2 separate regions of the Mus musculus genome follow, and region 1 is linked to region 2. The links are chromatin loops, found by intact Hi-C in ENCODE. Cell type or tissue: left cerebral cortex. All regions are shown on one strand. Each heading gives the region's core, and the rest is flanking DNA. Links, peaks and the distances in the headings are about the cores only. Region 1 has its middle 40 kb from the start of 2610028E06Rik. Region 2 holds the start of Gm40244 (a long non-coding RNA gene).

Region 1 (15,641 bases), core at 6,583-9,082, 740 kb before region 2:
TAACAATGGTAATTTCAGAGTGTGGAATTATAGGTGATTTTTACATCGATTGTTTTTTATTTTGCCTCCTCCTACTGATTTTTTTTCTTCAGTGACTTTTTTTTTTTATATGATGTGTACAATTAAAAATGAAACGGGAGGGAAAGAAATGGCTGCCATCTTGGACAAGTGAACCTGCTAAGTTAGATCACATGTCACAGTGCACCTGGCACCCACCAGGTACACCAAACCCAAAGCCATTGTGACCAGTGAACTAGGCACATTAAAGGCTGGTGTGTTCATTAATGAACCCGCCCGTATATTTGCTCATTCAATAAATATGTTCCGAGACCTTCTGTGTACTTGGCCATGTACTGGGGGAAATGGAAACAACGAGAATAAGAAGAGCAAACACTTTGATGTCTTATCGTACCAGAGAGCAACACACCCACCTTATGTCCATTAACTAAGTAGCAGAAATGACCATTTCTGACCTGGCTTTGTAAACCCTCAAACTGAGGCCTAGAGGCCAGGTGACCCACCTTAAGTCACTAGGAGGAGGTCATGTGACCCGCCTGAGGGCGAGGGGGGGGGAGCTGAGCATTCTTTGCTGCTGAATTATATACATCTCTGGAGGAAGATAAAGGCGGGCTCCGCTCCACACCCCCCCCCCCCCGGGTCCTTGCTTATTTCTTAGCTTGGAGGAACTGAGCTAAGCCCCAGCTGGTAGAGAGGCTCAACAGCTGGGCTGGAGCTCTCAGCGCAATCAAAGCATCAGTGAGGTGTTAGCAGACAGCAGAGAGGTTTTAGGCGGAAGCCCTTACCCGAGCAGAGGCTGGAGAGATGACTGTTTTGCCCTGGATCTCAAGTGTCCAGTTCTGCCTGGCTCAGAGAATTCCTAGGTTCCTCTTGGCTCAGTTCATAGATGAGGTGGGGCCCCTGTGGACCGTGCTCACTGTGGCCAGGTGTTAGGTGAAGCATCTTCCTGTCATTCAATCCCAGGGCGATTCTCTGAATTAAACACTATCGCACAGAGTAAGAAACTGAGGCTGGCAGGGGTGGGGGGGTAAAGTGAGGCTGAGGATACGGCTCAGTTGGTAGAGTGCCTATAAGCACAGAGTCTGAAGCCCTGGGTTTGATCTCTAGCACCATGGAAACTTGGGATGATGGTGCAGAACTGTAATCTAAGCACATGGGAGGCAGAGACAGGAGAACAGAAGTTCAAAGCCATCCTTAGCTATAATGTGAGACCCTGTTTTTTTTTTAAAACGTCTTAGGTGAAGTGACTTACTTAGCATCTTACATCTTGTGAAGGAGGAAGCCTAGGTTCAGAGTAGTGTCCTCAGATAGACTTCTAACCACTCCACTAACATCCCTTGGGGGCATCCCTATCCCCAGTTTATCCCCATGGGACTCCTAGAGGTCCCTGGGACCTGGAAGACTGACTTCTGGTTTCGTGCTCAGACTTGTAGTCATTGAGTCTGCAGCTGCCAGGGCCTGGTGGCCCTGCCATGGAACACTGTCCCATTAGAACAAAAGCAAGTGAGAACTAGAGACCTCTAGGATCACAAGGTGACCCACAAGGCTATCCAGGATGGCAGTGACCTAGGAGGATCTGGTGAGGTAGAAGTCCCTGAGAGTAGGAACAGGGGTGCATAAAGGACAGCCCAGCCTTTGGGTTGGCACCCTAGGTTATGGCCTCTGGATCCAACTTTGCTGGCTGTGTGTACCAAAATTCCTTCCTCCAGTTTAATTAATTTGCGAATGTGGATCACAGAACTCAGGGAAACGTGATTCGTGGCTATTGAGTTGTTCAGGTATGTTACACAGTCAGATAGGTCGGGACAGGTATGACTGTGGGGAAGGAGCATGGGACTTTCATACCCTCCCTAGGAGTGTCCCCCTCCAGACATTGCCCTGAGTTCAGCAATCCAGAACACCCAAGACCCTGCCCTTCAGGTTTTAATGGAATCTCCCTTACCCTGGTGTGACTGTGGAAATCGCTGGACATTCTGTACTGAATTCTTACTTTCAGTCCCTCTATTTTTTTCTGGGGAGACAAGGATGAAGGCCATATCTTGTTTTTTTTTCCTGTGGGGGAGAGAGGCCAGCCTTTCCTCCTTCCTGAAGTTATGTAGGGTCATCAGCTGCCAGCCGTCTCAGCATATGTTATGGCCCAAATGCTGGGATCCCCACCCCCACTCCAGTTCATCTGTTGAGATCTACAGCTTAAGACATGGTATTAAAAGGCGGGGCATCCAGGGCAGTGATAAGCATGAGGGCTCTGCCCTCACCCCTGAGGTTAGTACCCGTATACAGGAAGCAGACAGCGCTGCCTGGTCCCTTCTGTTCCTCCAGTCACATGAAGATGCATAGCCACGAGCCACCATCCCTGGAGCCCTTCCAGACATCCAATCTGCCTGCCTCCAGAATTTCACAAAATATAATTCTTTCATGTATAAATTACCCAGTCTAAGGTATTTTGTTATAGCCATCCCAATGAACTAAGACAGTACACAAAAAGACTTGTTATTCCAGAGGTTCAAAATGCTTTAGGAACCGTGGGCCAGAAAATGGGATCCGAGGCCTAATCTAATATAGATTTCACAATCGCACACTTTGCTTATGTGTTTGCTAAAAGTCCCCAGGGAAGCCATCTGATTCTGGAGTTATCTTTTGAGAAGGTTGTTGTTACCTCAGATTCAGCTGGCTAAATAGATACTCTTCTTGAGTGTCTGTGGACTCTTGGCAGGGGATTGGCTCAGTGGGTAAAGGTGCTTCCTGCTTCCTCTACTGACCTGGGTTTGAGTCCCTGGAATCCACATGTAAAGTTGGATGTAGTACTCTATAACCCCAGTGCTCTTTTTGAAAGTTATTTTTTAATTATGTCTGTGTGTATGTGTGTTTGTGTATGGGTCTGTGCTCGTGAGTGCTGGGCCCTGTGCGATCCAGAAGGCAGCAGATTCCCTGGAACCAGAGTTCTAGGCAGTCATGAGCTGCCTGATGTGGATACTGGGAACTGAACTTGAGTTCCTCCTTAAGAGCAGAATGTAAGATGGGAGGCGAGAGCAGGAAAAATGGCCTGGAAGCTGGTGGGCCGGCTAGCCGGCCGGGAGTGTGAAGGGCAGAATAGAGAGATTCTGCCATCCAAGGTGGAAGGAGAGAACTGACTCCTCAGAGTTGTCCTCTGACCTCAAGCATGCGCATGCGTGGTGGTTTGAATGAGACTGGCCACCATAGGCTCATAGATTTGAATGCTTAGCTAGTCAAAGGTTGGGAAAGATTAAGAGGTGTGGTCTTGTTGGAGTATTGGAGGGGGTGTGGTCTTAGAGGAGGTATTATTACAGAGAATGGGCTTTGAAGTTTCAAAAGCCCAGGCCAGCCCAGTCTGTCTGTCTGTCCATCTGTCTGTTCATCCATCTGTCCATTCAGCGCAACCATGTTCCCCACCATGATGATGACGGACTAACTTTCTGAAACTGTGAAACCAGCCTCCAATTAAATGCGGTTTCTTTCTTTTTTTAAGACTTATTTGCCAGGCGGTGGTGGCACACGCCTTTAATCCCAGCACTCGGGAGGTAGAGGCCGGCGGATTTCTGAGTTCGAGGCCAGCCTGGTCTACAGAGTGAGTTCCAGGACAGCCAGGGCTACACAGAGAAACCCTGTCTCGAAAAACCAAAAAACCAAAAAAAAAAAAAAAAAAAAAAAAAAAAAAAAGACTTATTTTTCTGAGCCTGGCATGGTAGTGCACACCTTTAATCCCAGCACTCCGGAGGCAGAAGCAGTTGGATTTCTGTGAGTTTGAGGTCAGCCTGGTCTACAGAGCAAGTTCCAGGACAGCCAGGAGCTACAAGAAAAAAAAAAAAAAAAAACCACAAGGGGGCTGGAGAGATGGCTCAGTGGTTAAGAGTACCTGCTGCTACTTCCAGAGGACCTGGGTTCAATTCCTAGCACCCATATGGCAGCTCACAACGGTCTGTAACTCATTTTTAAGGAATTGATTCCTTCTTCTGACTGCCTTAGACACCAGGCAAGCATGTGGTATACATATATACATGCAGGCAAAACACTCATATGCATAAAATCAAACAAAACAAAAGGTTTGTTTTTCAAGTTAAGTATATGCGTGGGTGTTGCTGTGTGTGTATGTGGCCATGTGTGGTGGTGCCTCTGAAGGCCAGGAGAGGGTCTCAGGTGCTTTCATTCAAGGTTCTGACCTTGCACACACATAAGTGTGGCGGTTTGAAGGAGACGGAAGGGTTAGGAGGTGTGGCCTTGTTAGAGTATTGGATGGGCGTGGTCTCGGAGTCTGGGAACCAAATTTAAGAAACAACCGATAGGATGAACATAAATATTAACTGAGAGGAGGTTTATTAGACTGACTTAAGGTTGTCCAACGACGAGTGTCTCAATGATGGAAAGACGGAGAATCCAGTATTAGCTCTGTCCAGGAGGCTGGGTATCCCAGCAGTCCTTCTCATGCTGGAGACTGGGAGGAATCCTGGAGAGCTTCTGGTCTTCAGTGTGCACTGAAATCCTGAAGAAATTGGATTTCCCGCCAGCCACAGCAACAAGATACACAAACTTGGCAGTGAGAGTGGGGGCAGCAGACAGGAAGCGACGCATCCTTCTCCCATGTCCTTTCGCGAAGGCCGCCACCAGGAGATGTGACGCAGATTTAGGGTGGGTCTTCTTTCTGCAAATAATCTGATTAAGAAAATCTCATTCTAGAGTGCCCCGCAGTTTGGGTTTAGTTGATTCCAGGTGTAGCAGACGACGAAGCTTAGCTATCATAGGTCCCGTGGAGCTGGAATTGCCGTCAGTTGTGAGCTATGATGTGAGTGGCTGAGACCCAAACTCAGGTCCTCTGCAGGATCAAGAGGTGTCTTGTGGCTAAGGCATTGATCCAGCCTCGTTTCCTAGTTTTCATTCTCCTCAAAATACTTTGTGGTTTCTCCTTTCAGTTACTGACTTACAGGTTATTAAAGGTATTCTCTGTCTCTCTCTGTCTCTGCCTCTCTCTCTCCCTCTGTCTCTCTGTGTGTCTGTCTCTCTCTGTGAGTAGGCACACACATGTCATACAGCATATACCCATGTCAGAGGACAACCTTGTCTGTTGATCCTTGCCTTCTACTTTGGAACATGACCTCTCTTGTTGCCTGCTGCCTATGTCAGGCTGGCTGGCCTTGGAGCTTGCACGGATTCTCCCGTCTCTGCCCTTATCTCCTCATAGGGTGTGCAGAATTGTACCTGCATGCACCACTGTGTCTGGTTTTTAACCTGGGTTCTGGGGAACTCAGGTCATCAGCCTTGCATTGCAAGTGCTTTGCCTACCAGGCCATCTTTCCTCCTTACAGGGTCTGGCACTGAACCTAAAGCTCACTGACTTGACTAGATTGGCTGGCCACTAAAGCCGAGGAATCCCCCTGTTTCCATTCACCAACAGCTGAGATTATAGTTGGGAACTACCCAGCTTGGCTTTTGATGTAGGTGCCAGGGATTTGAACTCAGGTCCTCATGTTCATGCAGCAAGCACTTTGCAGACAAAACCATCTTCCTAGCCCATGATCCTTTAAAATTTCCCATGCATACTTGAAAAGAATATGCATTCTGATGTTGAATGGTGTGTTCTGAAAACATCAATTAGAGCATGCTGTTTATAGTGTTGCTTAAATCTTCTGACTCTTTAGTGATTTTTCTGCCTGCCTGTTTTATCAGTTATTGAGCGATGGATATTGAGATTGCCAGCTATAATTGTGGATCTGTCTGGTTTTTTTGTTGTTGTTGTTGCTATTCTATTTTTTGCATCATGTATTTTGAAACTCGTGATGAGATGCATAAGCAGTTTGAATTGCTGTGTTTTCCTGATTAATTGGCCCATGGTCATTATGATCAGCAATATTGGTATGATCTGAAATATATTTTGTCTGTTGTCAATGTAGTTACTCAGGCTTCTCTTTTCATTAAAAAGTTGTTTTTTGAGACAGGGTCTCATGTCTCTCAGGCTGACCTTGAACTTTAGAGTCTCCCGCTTCCACGACCCAAGCTCATACCTGGCTCAGTTTTTGCTTACTTAGTGGTAGGAAGATATGCCTTTTTACATTCTTCTATTCTTAAGTTTTTTTTTTTTGAGCCCAGGATCTTACTCTGCAGCCCTGGCTGGCCTGTGCTCTCTATGTAGACCAGGTTGGTTTTGAACTCACTTACCTCTGTCTCCGAAGTGCTGGGATTAAAGGTGTGAGCTGCCACATCCTTCACATTCCTCTATTCTTAACCTACTTTATCTTTATATTTAATATACTTATTTTTTGAGACAGGTTCTGTTTAGTCTCAGCTGTCCTGGAACTAGCTATGTAGACCAGTCTGGCCTCAAACCAACAGAGAACCTCCCCCTCTGTCTCTTGAGTGCTAGGATTAAGAGTAAGCACCACCATGCATAGCTTAGTATTTCTTTTGAAACAACAGGTAGTTGAGACTTGCTTTAAAAAAAAAGATTTATTTACTTTTATTTTGAATATTTGGGTGTGCCAGCCGGAGTTTATTATATGCATCTGTGCATGAAGGGGCCTTCTGAGATCCAATTAGAGTGTCCAGTACCCTGGAACTGGAGTTATACCTGGTCATGGGCAGCCATGTGGGTACTGAGAACCAATTCTTGGTCCTCTGCAAGAGCAGAAAGTACTCATAACTGGTAAACCTCATCTCAAGTCTTGTGTTTCTATTTTTATTTTAAAAACCCACCTGACTGTCTCTGCCTTTTTAACTGTGGGTGTTGGGTCATTTACATTTAATATAATTATTGATTACCTGGTTATTTATGTAATAATTGTCTCATCTGTTTGTTGTTCTTTTAGGTTGTACTTCTAAGACTTGTTAGGTGAGGCCAGAGATGGGCATTTAGGACCTTTTATTTCTTGCTGTTCAGGCAGGACTCCAGGCGATCTGCCCATAGCGTGTGAATTAGGCTTTCTAGTTGCAGTAAGCAGGGGTGATTCTGGGATGGAAATGATGGCTCACACTGTCCCCTTTCTTTTGGGTGGTTATGTCCTGGCCTTGGCCATTTTACTGAACACACATGCTGCCCGGTTCTCTGGAGGATGCCTGATAGGGAACTCTGTACACTTACAGTTAGAGCAGGAGGCACAAAAGGACCAAGGACAAGATATCTTCAAAGACCTGCTTCCTATGACCTACTTCAGCTTGGTCCAGTTTCCAAGTATACAGAATCCTCCGGAATAATAGTACCTCCATCTGGGGACCAAATGGTCTAAATATGAGCCCATGGAGGGACTGAAGCCATTAACCACTGTCTAGGCTCTGCCGTTAGTAGAGGGGGACTTCCTCGAGGGCAGAGACTTGGTTAGGGTTGGGTTGCTTGTTTCTAGAACAATGTTGGTATACAGTAGGTGCTTAATGAAACAGAGCAAACATATGAATAGATATTTTTGGGCATTAGGTAAATCCACTTCTTGTGTGACCCTGAACCAGACATGTGACCCCTCAGGTGGCATCCTTAGTGGGTACTGTCCATTCTGCCCATTTATAATGCTGGAGAGGGCCAGGTCTGGATACAAGGATGATTGATAGCTCTAGGCTTTGGATTGGCACTGTCACCACCAGAGGGCGCCCGATGCCCACACTATGGATCGGGGCTTTCCGAAGCTGTCGGATGCAGGTGGTACAGGTTTCAATTCCTGTTGCTCCTTTTCCATGGTTCCCCACTTAGAGACAGCCCTGGGGGGATTTCCCACCGTTGTTTTCCCACATAAAGGAAAGTGCGGGTCCATTAGGGTGAGGACTGTTCTAAATGTTCCATGACTTCTTCTGTGTGCTAGACTCCAAACCTTACCTTGGACAAGATAAGGACATTCCTAGTGTTCTAGAGCTGGGTCCTCTTAGACCCAGGAAAACCCTTCACCCAAGGTCACATCTCAGCTGTGGGTGTGTTTGGTCCCAATGAACCTCCTGTTCTGAGTGTGCCCATGGCCTCGGAACCGGTCTCTTTCCAGTTATGCTCTTTTACCCAACTGCAGCCCCAGAGCCTTTGCTTTGCTGTTCCCTCCAACAACACTGTCCCTGCCGTTCTTCATACAGTTGGCAATTCAGGCGGCAGGTCAGGTGCTCCCTCCCAGAGAAGTCTTAAGTGTCGATACCCGACTCCATCCAACCACCCGCTTGTTTTGCGTCCTCTAGAAATGGTTCTCAATCTAGGGGTCACGACCCCTGGGGCTCTAAAGACCCTTTCACAGATATTTATAATCGTGACCTTCTAAAGACCCTTTCACATTTATTCAGATTTCACATTTATTCACAACAGCAGAAGAATTGCCGTTATGAAGTAGCAATGAAAACAATTTTGTTGGGGGTTACCATAATACCAGGAGCTATTGAAAGGTTGCAGCGTTAGGGAGGTTGAGAACCACTGTTCTAGAGCATTTTTAACCCCTCTGAAGTCAGCCGTGTTCCTGGTTTCTGATGGCTAATGCTGTCAGTTATTAGAAGGAAGGCCCATGGCCAGCGTGTTTCCAGAAAGGCTCTGTATTGCACTTGGCAGTGGGAGAAGCCATGTGGGCACTTCTGAGCGAGGGAGTGATAGGGCGGTGGGCTGCTTGTCACCCCCATCCTCAGACACCTAAGTGGAACTTTAGTTCCTCCTGCTTAAACTCTGGGTTTTTGTTGTTGTTGTTGCTGCTGTTTTGTTTTGTTTGCCAGTGAGGGGGACAGGGTGGTGGCTAAGAGTCACAGGGGGAAGAGAGATTTTTCTCTGGGTACGCTTTTGTGTGAATTATGAATTACACGCCTATATTGACTATTGGAAACGATGAGTGAGAGGCTGGGGAGATGCCTCAGTGGGCAAATTGTATACAGCCACGAGGACCAGAGTTTGAGCCCCAGACACCGAGTAAAAAGCCAGGTGCTTTGGCAAGCTTTTTAAATCTCAGCACCAGGGAGGTGGAGACATGGGGATCCCTGGGGTTCACTGGCCAGCGGCTTAGCTTAACTGACCAGCCTCACATCAACCAATGAGAGGGTGCCATCTCAACACACACACACACACACACACACACACACACACACCACACACACACACACACACACACACACACACACACACACCAGAACAAATACACTTCCCCCTCCAAACTACAACATCAAAACCCCCTGCAGGGCGGCTGCTACCTCAGCTGATCAGAGGTGAACCATTACCTCATACAGTCACAGGCACATGTAACCCTATGTTACTGCACCAACACGGACATACCCCCACCTACACTCTGACCCCCAATGAACAAACAACAAATCTAAGAAATCAAGCCAGTCTGCCCAGGCAGACCCTGCAGACTGTGGTCAGGCCTAGGAACTGACAGAACTTGTTGAGGGGCAGGTTTGGGGTTGCCTGCTGGACCACACCATCTTTGGGCAGCCTCTGTCTGTGCAGCCAGGTGAGGCAGAGGCCACAGTCCTCTTACAGTGTGAGGGATAGGGGCACTTGTTTTAATTCTCGCCTGTGCAGCTTGGTCACCGGGACTGTGGCATAGCACTCTAAACTCAATTAGAAATTTAACAAACCTTATAAATCCTCCCTCGCCCGTGCCTTGTAAATCTCCAGAGTGGGGCTGGCTTAGCACTTATCCATCTCCAGCTAATGACCTCCCCAGCCCAGCCTGGGAGTGATTCCGGCTGGCGACAGGTCTAATTAGAGAGCAGGATCTGCAGCTCCCTGGCACTGTTAGGAGGGAGGAAGAGCTGTTCCTATTCTGGGAGGTGGGGCCACACCAGAGAGGTGAGTTCCATCCCTCGTCTAGCCCGGGCCCCAAGACCCTTTGGTCCATCAGAGGAGAGCTGAGAATGGTATGACAAGAACCTGATTCTTTAATTGGTGTTAGCCCTGTTGAAACTCGCATGCACGCCACTGTTTAGGGATGCCTGCTGAGTGACCAAGAGTCACCAGGACCCTAAATGGCCTTCTAGGTGGCAGCATGCTTGTAGGATGGTCTGAGGCCATGTTGTGGTGTGTGTGGTGGAGATTGGCTGTGGGTGCTGATCTCCCAGTCCATGCTAGAGCATGTGACCAAAAAGGGATTTGGCAGCCCCTTCAATAAGGAAGGGGCCAAGCTCAGGCTTAATGAACAGAGTGGATTTTCCAGCCATGGGAGGATACCAAGCCCCCTCTTTGTGGATCTACAGGGCAGGACTTTGGATTGTCATGGAGCCTCTATGGTGAACCTCAGCAGACACTGGACTCCATTGTCACCTTGACCTTGGACTTCTCTCTTTCTAGAGCCACAAGAAGTAGATGTGTCTTGCTAGAGGCCATCTTGCTTATCTGGGGTGTGGTTCTGGAGCCCCTCTTTTACCCATGGCCCTATGTCTCCATGCAAGAAGTGCCTTGGCTCTGGGCCTGAGGTGACAGATGCCAGGTTTTAATTCCTCAAGGCTCCTCTGACTCCTCCAGCCCTGACCTCAGAGCAGGCACCGGGAGGAAGTCCCGGTAATTGGCTTCATCCAACCCTCATCTTCAGTGGTGTGAAAGGGAAAGTTATAAATATTTTTTATCTATAACTCAGGACGAATAAAAATTTAATTACACTGAAAAATTTAAATTTCATAAGAAATAAATATTAATCTTGGAGAGTGACTTTTGTGGGAAGTTAACTTTCAAATGTCTTCAGTCTAGAGGGACCTGAGGGCTGAGAGGGAGCAGGTGGCTGGCTGGTCGTTCTGGATCTGGGGGGGGGGGCGGCGGGGGGGGGGCAGTGTTGCTACTCCTGGGAGCTCAGGTCTCCGGGCAGGAGCAGCTGACCCCTTGGCAGCCTAATAGTATAGGTAGGATTGCATCGCACAGCCTGCTGGCTTGCCCTCCCCACTTCCTGTTCAGCCTTAGGGTACCCCTCCCTCTCTCCCTCCCTCCTCCTCCCCCCAGCAGTAATAAATCACTTAGCAGGCCCAGACATTTTACTAGGTTCTGAGGAATGTCACGGGAGGGAATATCAAGCTTCATCCTTGTCCCCGATCTGTGTAGGTCACACGAAGGAGGCAGGCAGGAATCTAACGGGGACAATGACATCCTCCACTGGCCCCTCTTCTCTACTCAGCTTTTGCTATTACTTTATTATTTCAGAATTTAAGTATAACGGACACTTAGAGAGGCGCATGAGAGAGACCCATTCGGCTCGGTGGCTGACGACAGTCTGTGGGAATACACTGTTGGTGTTAGGGAACACAATAGCCCCTTGTGCTGGGCATTTGGGGTAGGGAAGGCCTTGCCATGGGGCTCCTCACAGGCTGATGGATGGTTTTGGAAGCCTCACAAGGGAGATAATGGCTTGCGGGTAGGATGGACCAATAATACTAATATCTCAAAGCATACAGAACATTTTTCATGCCCTGGCTCAGTTCTAGGTGCCTGACGGGTATCAGCTCTGAGGAAACCCCTAGAGTAGGTGCTGGCCCCTGCCCCATTTTATTGATGATTCACATAGACATCAATATATAACAAATTCAATGTCACCCAGGTCACGAGAGGCAGCGCAGGCTTACACATGGGGCCCCTGACTTAGAGCCTCCAAGTTCCTCAGAGATGGGAATACCCAGGCCTTGGTCCTAAGAGGCCCAGAGCCTCTGGTAGTTTAGTTCCTCTGCTGGGAAGCCTTGGGCAAAGGTTGAAGTCTTTCTGAGTATCAGTTTCTTCTTTTGAGGAATGTTGATGAAAACCTTCATGCGAGGGTTTGCAGGGTGGAACCGGGTGGCGGACGCAGATGTCTCTACCCTCCTGACTGAGCCTCTTTGGCCATGCTCTGCTGGATGCGGGGACATGAAGCACCCACATCTCACCTGCTCTCACTTTGAACATCATTCTGTTAGGCCCCTGGGCCTTGGCAAGAGCAGAGGAGGATGGGGTAGCCAAAAACTTCCCTGGGGAGCAGTGAGGGAGAGTGAGTGGGGACCAGCAGACCTCTGGAGGAGGGTGCTGTGTGGGTGTCCCATAGAGGACTGTAGCATCTTCTGCTGTGCCAAGATGAGGCTGGCCTGCATTGAGAGCTGTATCACAGTCATGTTTCCACTGCAAAGAGACAAGAGCATAAGCCATGGGACTCTGCCCAAATGGAGGAGGCGGTGGGTGGGAGACTATAGACTTGTCTTGCAAATATAAATCCTGGTCCTTGAGCCTGAGACCAAGGTGAGACCAGTACCAGCTCAGGGCAGTGGACCGAGGCCCATAGGTCTTGCAAGCCTTCAGGTGCCAGTGATATGTGGCTGGGACAATCTGTCTTTATATGCCAAAGAAGGTCCAGAGGGCTCTCCATGGACATGGAGTAGGAGATCTGCAGTTCCCTAGGGACTAAACAAACCAGGTTCCTCTTGGAACTGGCAAGTACCTGTGGCCTTATGTGGCTTACTCAGGCCTCTGCAAGTGGCAGAGGGGAAGCCATCTTTCGTATGTGTCTGTGTGTCTGTGTGTGCTGTGTGGTGTCTTTAATGCGTTCATCCATGCGTGACTGCGTGCATAGGCCAGAGGTTGACCACAGGTGTCTTCCTCAAAAGTTTTCCAGTTTATTTTTAAAGATAGGGTCACAAGTTGGCTAGGTTAGCTAGCTAGGGAGCCCAGGAATCCACCTGTCTCCATCCACCCTGATCTGGGACTACAGATTTACATGGCCACAGCTGGTTTTTATTACATGGGTTCTGGGGACCCAAACTCAGGACCCTTCACGCTTACTGACTGGGCTACCTCCCCAGCCCTGGCAAATTCTTCTTTTACAACCCAAACTCAGGCAAATTTGATTTTCCTCCAGCTACACCCACAGCTCCCATTTCCAAGCAAGGACGACACATGTACACACATGCACACTCATGCACACACATGTACACACAAGCCCTGAGATGCATGCTTCTCAGGGCTTGTGTGCCCATACACATTCCTCCATTGTTGCCTACGCCATGGGGGAACTGTGTGTCCCTGGAACTCACCCTCCTGGCTTCCTTCTGCTGATGGAATGCTGTAATATTTTTCTATTAAATGTTGCATTTGTTGTGCAGTTTAGTAGCTTCCCTCATTAAAAACGATATTATCCCCATAAATAAGCCGATGCCCAGGAAGAGTCCCGACTGCATTTCTCTTCCTAATTGAGACACTTAGCTTTGATTTGCACGTCGGCACGTAGTGAGCGGATTAATTTTCAATTAATGCTCCTGGGCGGGCGGCTGCAGGCAGTGTGGGCGTGCAGCCCAGTGGCCTGGGAACAGCCGCCTTAGCAGGGGGCTAGGGTACGCAGGGGCCAGTGAGTGCGAGGGGCCCCTGAAGAAATTCTGGAGTTTTGTGGTTTTGTTCTTGGAGGCAGAGGAGTCCCTGGGGGCTCATCTGTGGCCACTCCAGCATCAGAAGAGCCCCTCCTTTGGTGATGGAAGGCCCTGGTCCTGCTTAGCCCATGACTGTTGCAACTCCTTTGGAGACATGGCAGATTTGAATTGAACATCACGGTGGCTTCTGTGCCTCATCACCCCTGATGCCTGCTTGGAAGGACATGATGCCCCATGTGTAGGTGGCTGTCCCTTTTCTCTTTGGCCTGTAAGCTCCTGGGACCTTGAGGGAGCAAGAGAGCTGAAGAACAGGCATGACCATTCTTACATTTAGTTATTTTACAAGCGCACACGTGCGTGTGTGTGTGTGTGTGTTTGTTTGTGTTTGTGTGTGTGTGAGAGAGATAGGGTCTTATGTAGTATGGGCTATCCTTGAACTTGCTTATATAGCTGAGCATAGCATTGAATTCCTGATCCTTCTGCTTCAACCCCCAGAGTGCTGAGAATATAGGCAAGCGCTACTCCATCTGCTTCCCACATTTATTAATTTTTTTATTTTTATTTTTTTTTTGTCTTAGGGTTTCCATTGCTGTGAAGTAACACCATGACCAAGGCAACTCTTACAAAGGACAACATTTAATTGGGGCTGGCTTACAGGTTCAGAGGTTCAGTCTGCTATCATCATGGCAGGAAGCATGGCCACATCCAGGCAGGCATGGCGCTGGAAAAGGAGCTGAGAGTTCAATATCTTGTTCCAAAGTCAAACAGGAGAAGACTGTCTCATGGGCAGCTAGGAAGAGGATCTCAAAACTCACCCCCACAATGACACACTTCCTCCAACCATTCCGACAAGGCCAGATCTCCTAATAGTCCCTGGGCCAACCATATTCAAACCACCACCGTTTTGTTTTGTGGACAGGTTGGCCCAGAACTCAGATCAACAACCCTATCTTGTCCTCTTGAGAGCTGGGGTTACAGGTGGGTGTCACCACATCTGACCAAGCCCACCATCACATCTGGCCAAGCCTTCCTACAGTTATCTTTGATGGCACCAGTGAGGTCATCCCTTACTCCTGAGTCTCAGGCAAGTCCTCCCAGCTCCTGCTGAGGACAGGCTCCTCCCCCCACTCCCCGCCCCATCATCTTGACTCTCTAGCTAAATAGTAAGGTTAACTATTTCTCTTACACAGAAAATCTGCTTGGAGCTTTTCCACTAAAGCAGGAGAAATTTCCTGAACCAGCCAGCACCTGTCCTGTCTCCTGGACACAACAGTGCCTATTCTCCAAGTGTCAGCCATGAGCACATTGCTGTGTGCTCTCCCCTCTCTGCCCCATCCCCACCCCCGTAGGCCTCTGACTTCTCAATAAATGCTTGGGAGATGGTATAGCACCAGGGGAGGGGGGCAGACTCAAGCCAGAGACCCTGGCTTCATGTACTGATTTTTCCACTTAGCCAGTGCTTTGGTCACATTATTCCATCTCCATTAAGCCTTGGTTTCTGCTGTCAAACAAGGATGACAGCAGGAGAACCTGTCTCATTGCGTGTTGTGGCAGCTAAATGAGCTAAAACATTAGCTCCTGACATTCTAGGGATGGCCTTTGGACTGGATAGCACCAGGATCTCAGCCCACACCGGCTGGGTCCAACTCTGTATTTCAACAAAGCACCCATGTGTGTGTCTGATACATCATTCAATTGGAGAAGTTCTGATTTAGGCTGGAGCGCCTACCTCTGCCTCTCCCCACCTCCTGTCCCTCTTTGGGGTCTTAGAGAAAATGGGTCCATTTCTTGGAAGTGATGGAAGGTTGAATCAGAAGGAACTTCTTGGGGTTAGAGGAACCAACCACACACACACACACACACAGACACACACACACACACACACACATACACACATACACACACACGTACACACACATATACACACACACATACACACACATATACACACACACATACACACACATACACATACACACATACACACATTCATACACAAACACACATACACACATACACATACACACACACACATACACACACATACACACACATACACACATACACACCCACACACATTCATTAAAGGTGTACTTTTTGGGCTATTTTATTGGATTCTTACATTTACCATCCTTCAACCCTTACTCCACCCTGATCTCTTCCAACCCCAATACTAGCTAGGAAAGAAAGAAGGTTAGAGGGGAAAGGAGGCATAGACCTCTTTAGACTATTTCCTGCTGATTAGGGGCATTGAGTTCCCTGGGGCAAGTCCAATCCTCCTAGTCAGGATATCTGGCAATCCATCCACAGCAAATGCGACAGCAAGAGGAACAGCAGTGGCCACAGGCACTCTCTTGGCT
Region 2 (15,641 bases), core at 7,960-10,459:
CCCAAGTGCCTTCTTTCCTTCTCTTCCCTCCTCCATACCGACATCTTGCTCTCTGATGAATGTGTTCCCATCGCTGCCAAGGCTCACACCCAGACTTCCTGACCTTTATCTAATGTGTTTTGCTCCTTCCAGAGCGCTGTACCTACACGAATCTTTCTTAAACTGGATACACACATCCCTGGAGACTCCCATCGGTGCGCTGAAGAATATATGAGCTACATGACAAACATGGCCGGTCCTGCTGGCATTGAGATTACCCGACGGCGAGCAACTTGAAACGCTGTCTTCGCGTTAAAAGAAACAGCGCAGATGCATTATGGAGCTGAATGCAAAATTCCCATGAATTTTTAAGCTGCGGTGAGACTTCAATGAATGCTGAGTTTGTGGCGGGTTGTTTTAAGCTACGCCCCCGTCCCGCCCCCACCCCCCAGGGCACCTGTTTACTCTCTTCTGCAGTCAGGTTTTGCTTTGGTGGGAAACTTTGAGAAGCTCTGACTTACTTTGTCGCATAGAATCCTTACCTTTGAAAAGAAAGACGATTGGAAAGCTGAAGGGAGATACAGGGCTACAGAGACACAGGGCCACCTGCCCTGAGTCAGCTAACAAGCCCAGCCAAAATGTCTGTGCAGGTATTCTAGCCCATTGCATGGCAAGGTACTGCCAGGTGTTTGGAGCCACCAGGGACAAGGACCAGAGATGGGAACTAGAGGTGGTGGGCCAGTTAAAGAGGATGTTTCAAGATACATACCTGGAACTAACTGGCAGTCTCTAAACTCTTGAGCGAGCAGGTGCTTCAAGTCTGGAGCCTTAGACCCAGGCATCTGCCATTCTGGTGTTTCTTAGATTAGCCACTATTAGCTGCCATTTCCCAGACCCAGAAAAGCAGAGAGGCTGGAATCAGGGCCTCTAGCACTTTTGAAAAGATTCAAGGGGTAAAGGGTGATCACAGGGAATATGGTGGCCCTGTTGCTTCCTCTGAACCTCCTGTTGTCACATGTGGTGGGTGTGGTGGTTTGAAAATGCCTGGCCCAGGGAGTAGCATTATTAGGAGGTGTGTCTTTGTTGGAGTAGGTGTGGCCTTGTTGGAAAAAGTGTGTCACTGTGGATGTGGGCTTTAAGACCCTCATCCTAGCTGCCTGGAAGCCAGTCTTCTCCTGTTTGCCTTTGGAACAAAATATAGAACTCTCCACTCCTCCTGCAACATGTCTGCCTGCATGTTCCCTCCTTGATGATCATGGACTGAACCTCTGAACCTGTAAGCCAGCCTCAATTAAATGTTGTCCTTTATAAGAGTTGCCTTGGTCATGGTGCCTCTTCTCAGCAGTAAAACTCTGACTAATACACCAGGTCAAGTGCTGCAGCTGCCAGGTCTCTGAGGCCAGCAGGGTTCTAGAGTCAGTGGCTAAATGGTCATTGGAAGAGAAGACTGGAGTCTAGATTGGAATTGTAGAATCCAGATCCTGTTTTAAGCCAGGCAAGGAATCCTGTCCCATTATTCCAAGAGGGTTGGTTTCTTGCTCCCTCTGGTTGTAACAGGGGTTAAGGCCAAGGGCTCCACAGTCAGAACTATCTGGGTTCAAATCCCAATTGTACCATCAACTAGCTACATGCTTTATAGGTCTGTGATTTGGTTCACTCCTCTGTGAATGGAGATACTCTTTGTACTTGGCTCAGAGGGTCACTGGGAGGATTAAGTGGGTTAATCCACACAGTGCAGTGCCAAGAGCCTGGAACAATTGTTCTCAATGAAGACGAGACTCGTTATATAAATGAGGATAAGGGAAGGCAGAGCTGCCAGCCAAAAGACCAGCTTTACAAAGGCCATAGCATCTAAGATCAGTGGATGGAAACAGAAGGGAGGGAGCTCACACCCAGACCTCCCTTCAGCTGATTCTTGTCATGTCTGGCTTCCACAGCAACCCTTGTGTTTCATCTATCACAAAGAAGTCATCTACTGCCTCCCCATCTTTCCAGGGCCTGGGGATTAGATAGGAGAAACTAAGGAAACCCTAGGTCCTAAGCATTTCTCATTGAGCCCAGGCAGCTCTGGGCATAGCAGATTGCACAGTGGCCCAGATAACAGTAAAAAGCCCTATATTCAGGGCTGGAGATGACTTAGAGGTTAAGTCCCAACACCCATGTTGGACAATTCACAATGGCCTATAATCCCAACTCCAGGGGATCTAGCGCCCTCTTCTGGCCTCTTCAGGAACTTGCACTCTTGGGCACATACCCACACACAGGCACACACAAGAACAAACGGGAAATAATAAAAATAAATATTTTTGAAGTTCTATTATCATTGTCAGAAAGAAAAAAGTACCAATGAGTGCCGCCTCTCCTGACACCGAGCTGCTAATGTAGAGATCACAGAGGCAGGTATCCGTACACGGTTAGCAGCAAGCCGAGAAATCAAACCGAAATGAGCTGAAAAAGAGACACAGCGAGGGAATTTCCTTCCTAAATGAGCCTTTCAAACTGCTTCAGGGCGCCCCAGAGGGTCTTCAAAATGCCAGGCTCAGAGTTTGATAATGTTTTCCAGGCAGGTATGTCCCCACCAAGGGCACCCCAGGGCCTGTGAGGCTTCCTGGGGGGTCATGCTGTCACCATCAGAGAAGACTGCCACTCACAAAGCACGGACCAGCCGGGTGAATGGCTGGGGCCTTCCCTGGGACTTCTTGGTCTCAGTGCTGGGGTGTGGGTGATACTTTCTCTATTTTAAGTATTAAAATGTAGAAACCTAAAGAAGGAAAAATTTGTGTGCAGTTTTAATAACTGGAAATCTGGTTGTTTCTAAAAGGTCAGATGCTCTTGACTAAGGTGAGAAGCTAGGTACCTCATGGCTGAGCTTTGCAGCCAGGAGACAGCCTTAATGAAGCACCTACTGTGAGCCTGGTACACAGTAGGCAGCTCTCAAACCTTATCCTGTTCAGGCCCTATCAACATGCTGTCAAAGTGTTGAACTGCCTACCCCTGGAAGATAAGGATATAAGCTCACAGGGTTTGGGGCGCTTGTCCAAGGTGGACAACCATTAAACACCAGGGCTCAGGGTCCTAGTGGTCCTTCCAGCTCTGGAATCCACAGCTGTCACTGCACCTGGTCATGATGCCTAGTGTGCTAGAGCCCACCCATCGTGGGAATCACAGCACCCCCACTGTAACCCAAGCCTCTGCATTGACTTGCTGTGTGACCTCAGGCTCGTGGCTTCCCTCCCTGGGTCTGTTTCCTCATCCATTAAATGAGGGAGTAGGCAGAAAGACCCATACGTCCCCACCATCAGCACCACCAGCACCACTATGAGAAACAAAGATCAAACATCCAGGCAGGTGTGGAGGCACACACCTGTCATCCCAAGCATGCAAGAGTTGATGCAGGAGAATTGTGAGTTCAAAGCCAGCCTGGGCTACAAAGTAAGATCCTATTTCAAGGGGGAAACAAAAGGAGGGGGTGGGGAAAGAAGGGGAGGGAAGGAAAGGGAACAGAATGGAGGAAAGGGGAGGAAAGGAAATGAGAAGGGGAAAGGGGAGGGAAAGAAAAGATCAGGCTAAGGCTGGTTGTCTGTTGCCCTCATTCCTGGTGTTGACCTCACTCCTGGTGCTGGAGATGAAGTAGCAGGTCCCTGGTACTTTGTCTGTGTCCTTCTTGATGTCCCTTACTCTCCACTCCCACATGCCCACATGTCCCAGCCACTAGATGAATGGCTCTCAACCTGTGTGTTGGGACCCCTTTGGGGGTTGAATGACCCTTTCATGGGTATTTGCATTATGATTCATAACAGTAGCAAAATTAGTTATGAAATATCAATGAAAATAATTTTCTGGTTGGGGGTCACCTCGACATGAGGAACTGTATTAAAGGGTTGCAGGATTAGGATGGTTGGGAACCCCAGCTCTGGAGCCTCTATTGTTAGACAGCCAACCATCTTCCCTTCTCTCCAACACCCTTCTGTCTGCCTTCAAGTCCCCAAAGTCAGACTCTAGCTCAGTAGCTCCTTATATTCTGTCCTTCACTGTCTCCATGCAAGGGCTGGGCCTTGGCTCTGACCCCTCCCACAACTCTTTGGGGCTTGGGTGGGGCCTTCAGTTTCTTCTCCCTGGCCACTTTCCACATTCATAATCAAAGGGTTTCCTGGAGGGCGGCATCTTCTTCCTACCCTAGACCTTGAAAAGCTGGTTGGGATCAGCTGGCCTGGCACACAAGGTAGACACAGATTCAGATTAGATGGGTAGATGAAAGTCAGCTGTCTCCTCTCGGGATTAGGGAGTTGTTTCAGCTGCAGTGTCCAGTCATCAGACAAGCTCTGCCCATTGTCCCGATCCCAGCACTGCTACCTGCATAAGCAGTGCCCCTCAGGATCCCACAGCAAGGCACAGACCCCCTGCGCAGGGGACCTAGCACATTCAGAGGGTGCTGAGTCTCTGCATCCATCTAGAACTTGGATTCTCTGTCCAGAAGTGGGGCCGAGAGGCAGGGATGCATTGAAGTGGCTGTACCCAGGGCCTGAAGATGCACATCTGGGCTTCAGAGAAGAAACTGTATTAGTGGAAACTAAATTAACAATAGACACCAGTACAGCCCAAAGAAGTCAATACAGAGTGGATCACAGACCGAGGAGGGAGGGATGAAGAAGAGGGATTGCTGCAGGCAGGAGGTGCCTGGGTGAGAGTCAAGCTTCAAATCTGAGTCCCTTCTGCATCCACAAAAGGTCTGAGGGCTTCCACCAATGGTCCTGGGGTGCTTTTCTGCACAGTCTCAGACTATTTAATCTTGTTTTTAAACGATTGTATGGCCTGATTTCTTTTTACAAACAGCATGAGTTTCTACATTCAGAAAAACAATAGCCCTATTTCCATATGAAAGAAAAGGAAGAAGAGAAGAAGGAAGGGAAAGGAAAACTAAATCGGAAGAGGAAGACAAGTGTGCCCCTAGCCTGTGTGCATGGAAGCAGGGGGGTTGCTCCACTGGCGACAAGGAAGGAACACTAGTGTCCCCTCCCAGCCCTGATGAGATGTCTGTGGCTCAGGCTAGACCCCTGATTGTCATCTCAGGCTCTTAGCCTTGTATTCTGCCTCCAGCTCAACCTCCACTAGCATCTGACCACTGTCACACTTCCAGGTTCCAAGCCAACCCTCCTGTGGTTAGGGGTCAGATCTCTCGGCTGCCTTCCCATCCCATACTCATCCCTGTGTTGATAGAGAGGCAGGCAAGCACACAGCTGTCCCCTACCCCCGATGGGAACCCGCCACCCCTAACCCCGCATCCTCAGAGGAAGCCTCATGCAGAAACACTGCTCCTCCAGTGGCTAGTGTGGGGCCATCTGCAAACAGCTCTTTAAGACCCCCCAAATGGGAACCCACAGTGGAGGTTGTAGTTCTTGGTGTGACTCTTGGGGACATGTTGCCTTTGTGCAAAGCAAGCACCATTTTCCCATTGCTGATGCTGCTCCAAGCAACTCCCCAGCCTCAGGATCTCAGTGGCCTCCTTGTGAACCAGATCTCAAAGGGAAGCACTCAGCATGGAGCCTGGTGTAGGGAGGACCTCAAGGGAACCAGCTCACACTGCTACACACAGAATCCTGCTTCTGTGGCCAGTGAGCTAGTGACATGGCTGAGAGCACGGGCAAACAGGACACTCCCCCCCCCCCCCTGTGGCTCTTAGGTGACCATTAGGCAACTGGCAATGCCTGAGGGATTTTGACAGAGGGGAAATCGATGGAGTTCACAAGAAAGGGAAAGGGCCCTATTTGTCATGGGAGGATTTCTGCACAAGTGAAGTAGGGAGGGAGAGGGAGAGAAAAAGAGAGGTGCATCTGGTATATATACATGTGTGTGTTCAGAAGCTAGAAGAGGGTCTCTCTCTCTACCTTATTTTCTTGAGACAAAGTCTCTTGCTGACCCTGGAGTGAGGCTAGCAGGCAACAAGCCCTTATGCTCCTACGGTCTCTGCCTCCTACAGCACCAGGGCTAGAGCTGTGTGTGATGACAGCTGACTTTTTACATGGGTGTTGGGGATTTGAACACAGGACTTCACGCTTGCACTGCATGGACTCTTACCCATTGAGCCATCTTCCCAGTTCCTCTCCAGCCTTCTCAAAACCACAAGAAGAGGCACGGTGCTCACTCCCATCAAGGCTGCTCCAGATGCCAGGCCAAGAGCCACCGTTTGGGCATGCCATTATATCCATAAGGAACCAAGCAATGAAGCAGCAGGCACCCATCTGGGCTTGACTGTGAGGGACCACATGAAGCCTGGACCTCTGGAGAGGGACATGCCTGTGCCTGTCTTTTATACTAGGACACTTTCTGGCCTCCAGAATCCATGTGTCCATAACCACACCACATCTTCAGCACACAGTGGCCAGCCGCAGGCAGAGCAGGGATCTGATTCTCTATCCAGTCCACAGCTCTGTCAAAGCTGGTCCATGCCAGGGAGACAGATGAATGCAATGTGGGAGGCATTAGAACATGGTATGTGCACAAATAAACACAAGCCCCGCCAATCTGCCATGTCCCTCTTCCAGAGAAAAACCCTCAAGGTCCTGTCACCTGTATGATGGCATTCAGACTCCTGAGCACGGCATCTGTGTCCCCTCGTGAGGGGCCGGAGCTCCAGCTTTATGGCAGTCTACTTCCCCTCAGCTTTACGGCAGTCTATTTCCCCTCTCCCAGGACTCTGCTTGCTCTGGTCTGGTTTTGCTGAATGCTGCTCTGCTCGTGCCATATCCTCCCACATTGGACAGGCTCCTACATCTTTAATGCCCACTGCTCCATGCATTTCCTCAAGCTACCCTGGGAAATGCTGGTCACTGTGTTCTCAAAACACTGGGTACGAGTGTTTATTCCAGTGATTGCCATGCTGTTTCTTTCTTTCTTTCTTTCTTTATTTGTTGTTCACTAAACTGTGAACTGATTTCTTTCTTCTCTTTACAGTGCTGAAGACCAAACCCAGAGCATCGTACATGCTAGGCAAGAGCTCTAACCACTGGGCTACATCCCCAGCCCAGGCTTCGCACTCTCCAAGGCAAAAACTGTACTCAATCAGTGTCTGTCTAATAAAATGTAAGAGAAATATTTGTAAATTATTTATTGTTCTACAAATGGAAGAAATCTGGAAATAAATGTAGAAAAGCCGTTGTCCCTCAGTCAAGGCAAACTCCCTGCAGGAAGAAGACGGAGAGCCATGACAAAATGAGATACATGGATACGGGGGTGCATACCTGTGAGCCCAGAACTCAGGAGTCTTGGTCATCCTCAGCTACAGAGTGAGGCCAGCCTGGGCTACATGAGGCTCTGTCTCAAAAGGAGGAGGAGGAGGAGGAGTAAAAGAAGGGAAGAGGAGGAAGAGAGATGACTCAGCAGGGAAAGGCACTGGAAGCCTGCTGCCCTCCCTGAGTTTGAGCCCCAAGACCCACATGCTAGAAAGAGAACCAACTCCCACAAGCGTCGTCTGACCTCCACATATGTGCTGTATAAAACCCATTACAGCAAACAGATTGAAATGCAGTCTAAAATTCTAAACCTCATTTGTCAAAAGAAGAAATCGTTTTTCTATGTGGCCAGTACTGATGGACATTCACTTCAAAGCCAGGCGAAACTGTCCCTCCCTTCCCTCTCCACCATCCCTCTCTTCTACAAGAGCCTACAAGGTTTGCCCTGGCAAGACAGGGGACAGACCCCAGAGCCTGGAAGAGCTATCAGGCTGTCCTTGTGAAGGAGACTCCAAGGTCACCCAGAACACCAGCACACACAGGGGTGTGTGCACACATGCATGCATGTGCATGTATGCACTTCCATCCATACATGTACCCTTCCTCTTGTCATTGACCCTCAAGTAGGCAGGCTTTGGGCTTCTGGGGGTGATAGGCGTTTACACAAGTTAGTATTTCTCTCCAAGAACCGAGGGTCATCTGGGGATGGTTTTTTTTTCCTGAAGCTTGTCAAGATCTCCTTCCAAATGCAGAGCTGCACCTGCACATTAGACAGGGCATCCTTTCCTCTGCTCTCTGGAACCCCTGGAGAGGGACTGAAGGAATGGATCAAATTCTTAATTTGAGCAAACCTCTCCGGCTGTGAGCGGGGTGTGTGTGTGTTGGGGAGCGGGGGGTGTATGTGTATGAAGGGGCCATTGGGTATGTCGGAGGCATTTGGAAGAGAGCTGCTAGGAAGACATCTGACTGCAGTTCTGCAGGCTGGGCCTCCTTCTAAGGGCAATGGGCCCCAATCCAGTTCTGGTACTTAAAAGACCTGTCAGGCCCAGGGCTGTCCATCACCTGGCAGTGGTGTGAGATGACCCACGCCTATGGTGTATTATCAGATGTGCTAGCTCCATTCCATGCTTGGTGGCTAGAACAGCACCCAGACCCTACAAGCAGCTGGAAAGCCATCTGTCTTCCAGAGTGAGCACTGCCTCCCCGCCCCACCCCAGCTGCCATCTCTTTCCTAAGAGAAGGGTCCACGGAAACTCTGGAAGGAGACAAGCCCTGATCTTTCCTGGCTCTGTGTCTGTGGATTTGTCATCTAACATCTCTGAGCTCTCGATTCCTCCCTGGAAACAGTCGGTCAGTGAACAGTGATGTGCTGTGGTGAGATGACACGGGTCAGAGTCAGGAAGCAGTGGCTAGACACCAGCAGTGGTTAGGTGAGGTTCGCCCCTGAAGAGCCAGAGATATGCTGATGAATTCAGTCACTCTAACACCTCAATGTCCAGATAAAAGCCTGAAGCTCAGGGTGTTAGGGATGGGGGTTAGGGAAATGGCACTTGCCTGAAACCGCACAGCAACTGGAAAATCTGAGAGCTGAATCCATGTCCCTGTTTCTCTGAGCACCCACTCATCACACCCTTCCCTCAGAAGGTAGGGAAGGTTCCGGTAGCCAAGTGAATCAAACAAAAGAAGCAAGCCTGGAAGAATCAAAGTCCCAGATGTCTGGGACTTTTCTGTCAGCCAACCTGCAGATCCTGTCCAGCCTCCTAAGGCCTCCCCTGCCTCTGCCCCTACAGGAGTAAGTGGGGAGTAAGGGATAAGCAAGCAGAGGGCGCTCTTCCAGGCATCTCTGCTCCTGCAGAAGACAGCAGGAGGAGGTGGGTGGGGCTTGGGTGCTGAGCCACTGTCCCGGGAGGTTACCGCCATCCCAGGCTCCACCTAGAGGCCAGTGCTTCCCTCTCAGGCACGTCTATGGGCATCCATGGTTCTCATGCCTCAACCAAGCTGCAGGTAGAGACGCTCTACATACGGGCTTCGGCACAAGACTAACAGAAAGCACCTGGGCAGGCCTGAAAGATGCCAAGACTCCCCAAGATCTCTCCTCCATGGCCCCACCATGCCGAAGAGGGTTTCCTCCTGATCCTTCCCAAAGTTGGATTCTCAGCCCTATAAATCTCCCACCGACAGAAACAGGACCCAGGCATGCTCTCTGGGGAGCCATCTCACCTTCACTACTTGGTATTTATTCCTTTATTTAAAGACACCGTGGTGGGAGCTGGAGAGACGGGTCAGTGGTTAAGAGCACTGTCTGTTTTTCCAAAGGCACTGAGTTCAATTCCCAAGCACCAACATGGTGGCACACAAGCATCTGTAATTCCTGTTACAGGGGATCCAACACCCTCCTCTGACCTCTCCAGGCACTATGTGCCTGCCTGGTACCCACACGCATTCATGTAAAACAAACAAACAAAACAAGACAAAACAAAAACACACATAAAAGAAAAGAAAACATTTTAAGACACTGTGATGCAGTTAACATTGCCAACTTGACAGGATCTGGAATCATCTAGTAGACAAATCTCTGAGCATGAATGTGAGTTTCTAAATTACATTAATTAAGATGAGAAGACCCACCCTGAGGTGAGCATCACCGTTCCATGGGCTGGGGAGCTGGACTGAATAAGAACGTGAGCTTGTCAACGTACAGATCTCTCTGCTTCCCGACTAAGGATGCGATGAGACCAGCTCCTCCTCCAGCTCTCGTTGCCATGACTGTATCCTGAACCTGTAAGCCAAAATAGACACTTCTTCTCTTCAGTAGCTTCTTGTCTGGCATTTTATTCTAGCAAAGAGACAAGTAACTAACTCACACGCCCATCATTATTGATGCTCACAAACCCCACTGAGTGGGATCATACAGCTGTACTGTATGACCTCAGTCAACAGCTGATTGGTCAAGGAGAGAACACCTGACCCTCAGAGAGCCCACTCATTGGCCAATCAGACGTCCTGCGTCTGCCTTAGTCAGCCCCAGAACAGGGCAGGAAATAACATCACCTGTGCTCAACAGCTAAGCTACAGTGTCCAACACAGATACTGGGGGAACTGTCCAGGAACTACAAACTCCATAGTCAACGCGGGGAGAGGGAAGGTGCCCAGAAGGCCACTGATGAAGAACATATCCTACTGGTAGCTTGCATACTTGTCCCAGTTCCCCCTTCCCCCGTCCACCATGCTCGATGAGGAGACCAGAGTAGAAATGAGGCTAGGCTTAGAGACAGAGAAGAGCAGCATATGACCTGGTGACTGACCACCCTTTATCATCCTTCCCCTGCTGTCTTCCTTCTACATGGGTCTGGCAGACACAAGAGAAGGATGAACCCAGCTGCCAATAGCCAGCAGGACTCACTGGCAAGCTGGAGACACAGAGGACGGCTCTTCAGGCCCAGAGCAGGTGCCCACACTCTACAATCACACCCTCCCCCGGGAGGCGGGGGGCGGGAACAGGATGCTCAGTCTAGCTGTAAAGGATCACCTGCCTGTGCTAAATGAGAGGCAGAGCTTGATGCCGCAGCCAATGCTGAGGGGGGAAGCAGTTGTCTTGTGGGGATGGGTCTTGACCTCAAACCTTCCAGTTTTTAGCTATTTGGGTAGGGAGCTGTCCATCTCGGGAGGTATGCAAGGCCTCTGGGAAGTTGGTTGGGCCAGGTGAGCTCTGGCGACTCCACACAAAGCTCTAATCTATGAGTTCCAGAGAAGCATTTCCCCATGATTTCAGAGACACACCCCAGTTTACTGTAACAGTTCACCACCACTCACAATGGGTTGGAAGTTGGCACACCCGTCTCTGAAGGAGAGTTTAACAGGATCTATCCAGATTTTTCCAGGAATGTTAAACCTTATCACATCGTGACATGTCATCCTTGGCAGTGTTCACCCAGCCCCCCTCCCACCACCACCACCACAATTAAAAAAAAAAAAAGTGTCATAATGTGTCAAGCAAAACTACAATTTTATGTCAGGCCACCTTTATGACAACCCTTGTCCTTACATCACCTATGGTGGACCAGAAGGAGACACAATCTGACCGTAGGTTATCCCTAGGGAAGAGTCTGTAAAGTGCCAGCAAGCTCCTGGAGGTGCTCTGTTATTTATACCTGGGGAAACGTATAATTGAACTGTCCAATAACACAGAAATGATTAAATAAATTAGTTCGCAGCCGGCAGACAGAAAGCCAGGCTTCTATTAATCTAGTCTAAAAAAAAAAAAAAAAATCCTGAGGATTTTCCCACAATTATCCTTCTGAAAAGAGAAAAAGCTCTTTAAATTCAAGTTGTTAGAAAGACTTTCCTATTAAGCACACTCTCTCTTAGTTACTTTATTTTAAACAACAAAGTGTCGTCTGGGGAAATCGCATTAGCCCTCTCTGACCTCAATCATTGCTCGTTTGGGATGTTTATAGAGGTCATCTGCCGGAATTGGCAAAAAAGGAGGCCAAGAAATTTACAGGGATCTGGTAATTGTTCTCCGGGTTGCGACCTAACAATTGCCTAGTGCTGGCTGTCACTGTAAACAAGGTTTAAAAGATCACTTTTAAAAGCAAGCTGCACTCTGAAGCCTGAGATACACACTTCCAGGACAAAAAAAAAAAAAGGCCCGCCTGATGTTATGCAAATAGATACTTGTGCCTCGGAATGCAATTTCCAGAAACAACAAGGTACACAGATTTGAAAAGGGTCTCACCTCAGTCTCCAGCAAGTTACACCACAAACGAGCCACACCACACACAAATGCAAACGGAGCCAATTGCCTCCATGCTGAGGTGGCACCCTCCCAGGATCCCAGAGAGGGGAGGGAAACCCGCCAAGAGCTGAGGCCAGCCTGGGCTATTAGGTGACTTCAAGATCAGCCTTCCTCTCTATCTCCTTTTCTTTTCTTCCCTCCCTGCTTTTCCCCCTTGTCTCTACTTTCCAAGACATCACAGCGCGCACAGTCTGACATTGTTCGGTAATCTCGCCTCTCTTGTTACTGTGACAGACACATCTTCCTGTTTCTACATCTATATCTGTTGCTATGTCTCTCACCTCTACCATACATTGCAGTTCCCGGAAGACTTATAGGATAAAAAAGATAAAATGATCTTTTCACAGCCTCTGGGGATATCACTGAGAAAAGAAGCCCTTTCGCAGAAGACTTTTAAAATGATGATTTTGGGGCCAGCAAGATGGTTCAGCCAGTACAGTTTTTTATGGCCAAGATGGATTAACTTGAGTTTGACTTCTGAAGCCCATGGCAGAAGGGAGAATATGGCAAGTTCTCCTCCAACTGCCAAGCCCCCCACTCCTCCTCCCCCTCTCCCCCTCCCCCCCCCCACACACATTAAAAAATATTATTTTCTCTAGCTAAAGCATGAATACACATTAAAAGCAATCTTTGCACAATCTACCACCATCACCACCTCATAATCTCACCACCCTGACATGATCATTATTAGCATTTAGCACAATTATTTCAGGAGTGTGTGTGTGTGTGTGTGTGTGTGTTTGCGTGTGCATGTGTGTCTTTAAAAGTTGCAACCACACTGTATCACTTTCACTTACACTTGAGTAATTTTGTTATTTTGTTAAGTTTTGATACAGGATCTCACTAAAGGGGTACACCACCGTGCCCAGCCTGACTTTTGACTTTTTTATATTGCCCTCTAGGATTAAGAAGTTTTCTGTTAATTGTGTCTTTGTATAAGCTTTCTAACCACTTGCCATTTAAAGCCCTTCCTGCATCCTAACCACCCTCTCAACTACCACCCTGACATCTGCTCCTGTCTGGAGATCTATCACTAAGGCCCTGCTGGCCACATAGTGCGTCAGCAGAAACAAGCCACACTCCTGGAGTGTGGTGGCATCTGATACCCTCCAGCAATATGGGAGCCAAATGAACACTCAAGACACAATCTACAGCCAACTGAAAATCCTTATTCCAGCCATCTGAGACCACACTCAGGTATTTAGGACCCAAGTCTAAAGGGTGTAGAGAAAAGGCTTTTAAAGATCAAAAAACGCATCCTGGTATCTCGCTCAAAAGCCACACAGAGAGGTTTTGTGCAAGCAAGCAGTTTAACAGAAGCTGAGCTAAGTTAGCTGAGTCATCTTGACCTCAGGTTCCTAGAATACAGTCAAGTAATTTTCCATGGACCTTCCCATCAAGGAGATAAAATGCTAGTTAAATTTAAAATGGACTCAGCAAGAATACAAGATAAAGGAACCTCTACACTGTCTTTTCCTGTCTCAATGGTGCCCCTGCAGTTGCTGGTGGAGAACTGTCTGTCATCATCTCTCCATCAATGGAACCAACAGCATGGGCCCTCCACACATCTTCTGCTCTATCACCCTTAATAAGCTGGGCACAGTCCCAGCCCTTTGTGCTGCACTGTCCAACAACAGTGTACAATCTGGAGCCTCTTGAACCTTGGCGTGAGTTCTCCAAACACCCCCTCCTTGCTGCTTCTTGCATACCTTCCCATCTCCACTCTCCTACAATTCACTCCCACAATTAATGAGGACCCCAAATCACCCTCTCCTGAGACCAAGTAGGAGCAAACTCCACATTGCTCTCTTCTGGCTCCTTTTCCACTCTGGCCTCCTCTCCTGGTCCCCTACAACTATCTCTCCATACCCTGTATAGGCCCAGCACTTGCCTGGATATATCCTATCCCAGGTAAACTCTAGATAGAACAAGCCCCCAAGACACAACACCATTCCTTTCTCCATCACTCGTGTGTGTGTGTGTGTGTGTGTGTGTGTGTGTGGTGTGTATCTGTATGTGTATGATGTGTGTGTATGTGTATATGTATGTGTTTATGTTTGTGTATGTATGTGTATGAGTGTGTGTTTGTATGCATGAGTGGTATATGTGCTCTGTGTGTGTGTGTGTTATATGTATATGGGGACAAGAGTTGATGTGAATGTCTTCCTCTGTCTCCCTCCACCTTATTTTTTAGACAGAGTCTCTTGATAACCTGGTAACAGATTTGGCTAGCTGACTGGCCATCACTCTAGGGATCCACCTATCTCTACCCCCAGCCTGGGATTACAGGCACACACTATTATACCTGGGATTACAGGCACACGCTATTACACCTGGGATTACAGGCACACACTATTACACCTGGGATTACAGGCACACGCTATTACACCTGGGATTACAGGCACACACTATTACACCTGGGATTCCAGGCATACATTATTACACCTGGGATTACAGGCACACGCTATTACACCTGGGATTACAGGCACAAACCACTACACCTGGGATTACAGGCACACACTATTACACCTGGGATTACAGGCACACGCTATTACACCTGGGATTACAGGCACACGCTATTACACCTGGGATTACAGGCACACACTATTACACCTGGGATTACAGGCACACACTATTACACCTGGGATTACAGGCACATGCTATTACACCTGGGATTACAGGCACATGCTATTACACCTGGGATTACAGGCACATGCTATTACACCTGGGATTGCAGGCACACGCTATTATACCTGGCTTTTTCCATGGGCACTGGGGCTGTGAACTCAGTTCCTTATTCTTGCATGGCAGGGACATACCATCTGCATGTCTCCTCAGCCCCACTCCACAGTCTTAAAAGGCCGTCACTTTCCCCAACCCCGACTAGACACAAGTTCCATCCTTGCTCTGCCTCTGCCTTCACAGGGACATTAGCAAAGGTCAGAAAATGATGCTGTGACGCTCCTTGCTAAAAGCAGAGTCACCCCCAAGGACAGGCTGGGTAGAAACCAGCCCTTCCTCCCCGCCAATCTGATCTCCCTCTCTGCCCGCTTTTGATCTTGTTTTCCAGCCGCAGCAGTGCCTTCCCACGTGGACTTGGCTTGATTATAACTGACTCGAAACCTATCCAGTGATTAAAGTGGCCGCCAGGCTCTGTTCTCCAGAGAGGCGAGCTGCGGGCTGAATAATTCAAGGCACCCCTTCCTGAAGGCTGGAGAATCTGCAAGAAGAGCTGAGAGCAGAAAAGTGGGCTGTTTTGTGGGTTTGTTTTTGTTTTCCTAAAGAAAAGGGCAATTTTCCCCCATGCTGGCTATGCCATACATACACATTGATATTAGTTAGTTTTGATTGACATGAACAGTCTGACAGAAAACAAATGCAGAGGCTGGTGATATCCCGGTCTGTGTAAAACACTGGGCACTCCTGGGGCTGCTAAGATGCCTCATAGCCAACAGGACCCAAAGAGGAAGGAGACATGGGCCTGCTGAGCATCTCAGCTCTGAACCCCTGCAGGAAAGACAGGAGAGACAGTGAAAGTATTGGGCCAGCTGTCTCTATCAGGGGCCGAGGAAACTATTCACTAAGGCGATTCACTAAGGAGAGCGGCTGCAGTGACCAGGGGGCCACCTTCATTT

The links. A loop is a pair of places that touch in the nucleus more often than their neighbours do. Peaks named below come from ENCODE experiments on the same cell type or tissue, not always from the same donor. Only the 100,000 strongest peaks of a DNase experiment are listed, where the experiment ranks them.
Region 1: a loop joins it to region 2, with 2.2 times the contacts of the local background. A loop is called at or near these places in 8 of 42 quality-filtered maps.

What each region holds. Positions count from the first base shown.
Region 1 is chr4:125,954,901-125,970,541 of GRCm38, reverse strand. No RefSeq gene overlaps it. Among named protein-coding and RNA genes, the nearest start is that of 2610028E06Rik, 40 kb to the right of the region's middle. In left cerebral cortex, for the core only: a CTCF peak has its summit at 7,597 (motif pointing right); a DNase peak (open chromatin) is centred at 7,606.
Region 2 is chr4:125,213,948-125,229,588 of GRCm38, reverse strand. All of the region lies in intron 4 of Gm32611 (a long non-coding RNA gene), which reads right to left. Gm40244 (a long non-coding RNA gene) reads right to left here and starts at 11,145. Exons shown (of 2, transcript XR_868132.1): 1 at 11,022-11,145; 2 at 9,697-9,987. In left cerebral cortex, for the core only: a CTCF peak has its summit at 9,113 (motif pointing left); DNase peaks (open chromatin) are centred at 8,416, 8,863, 9,045 and 10,003.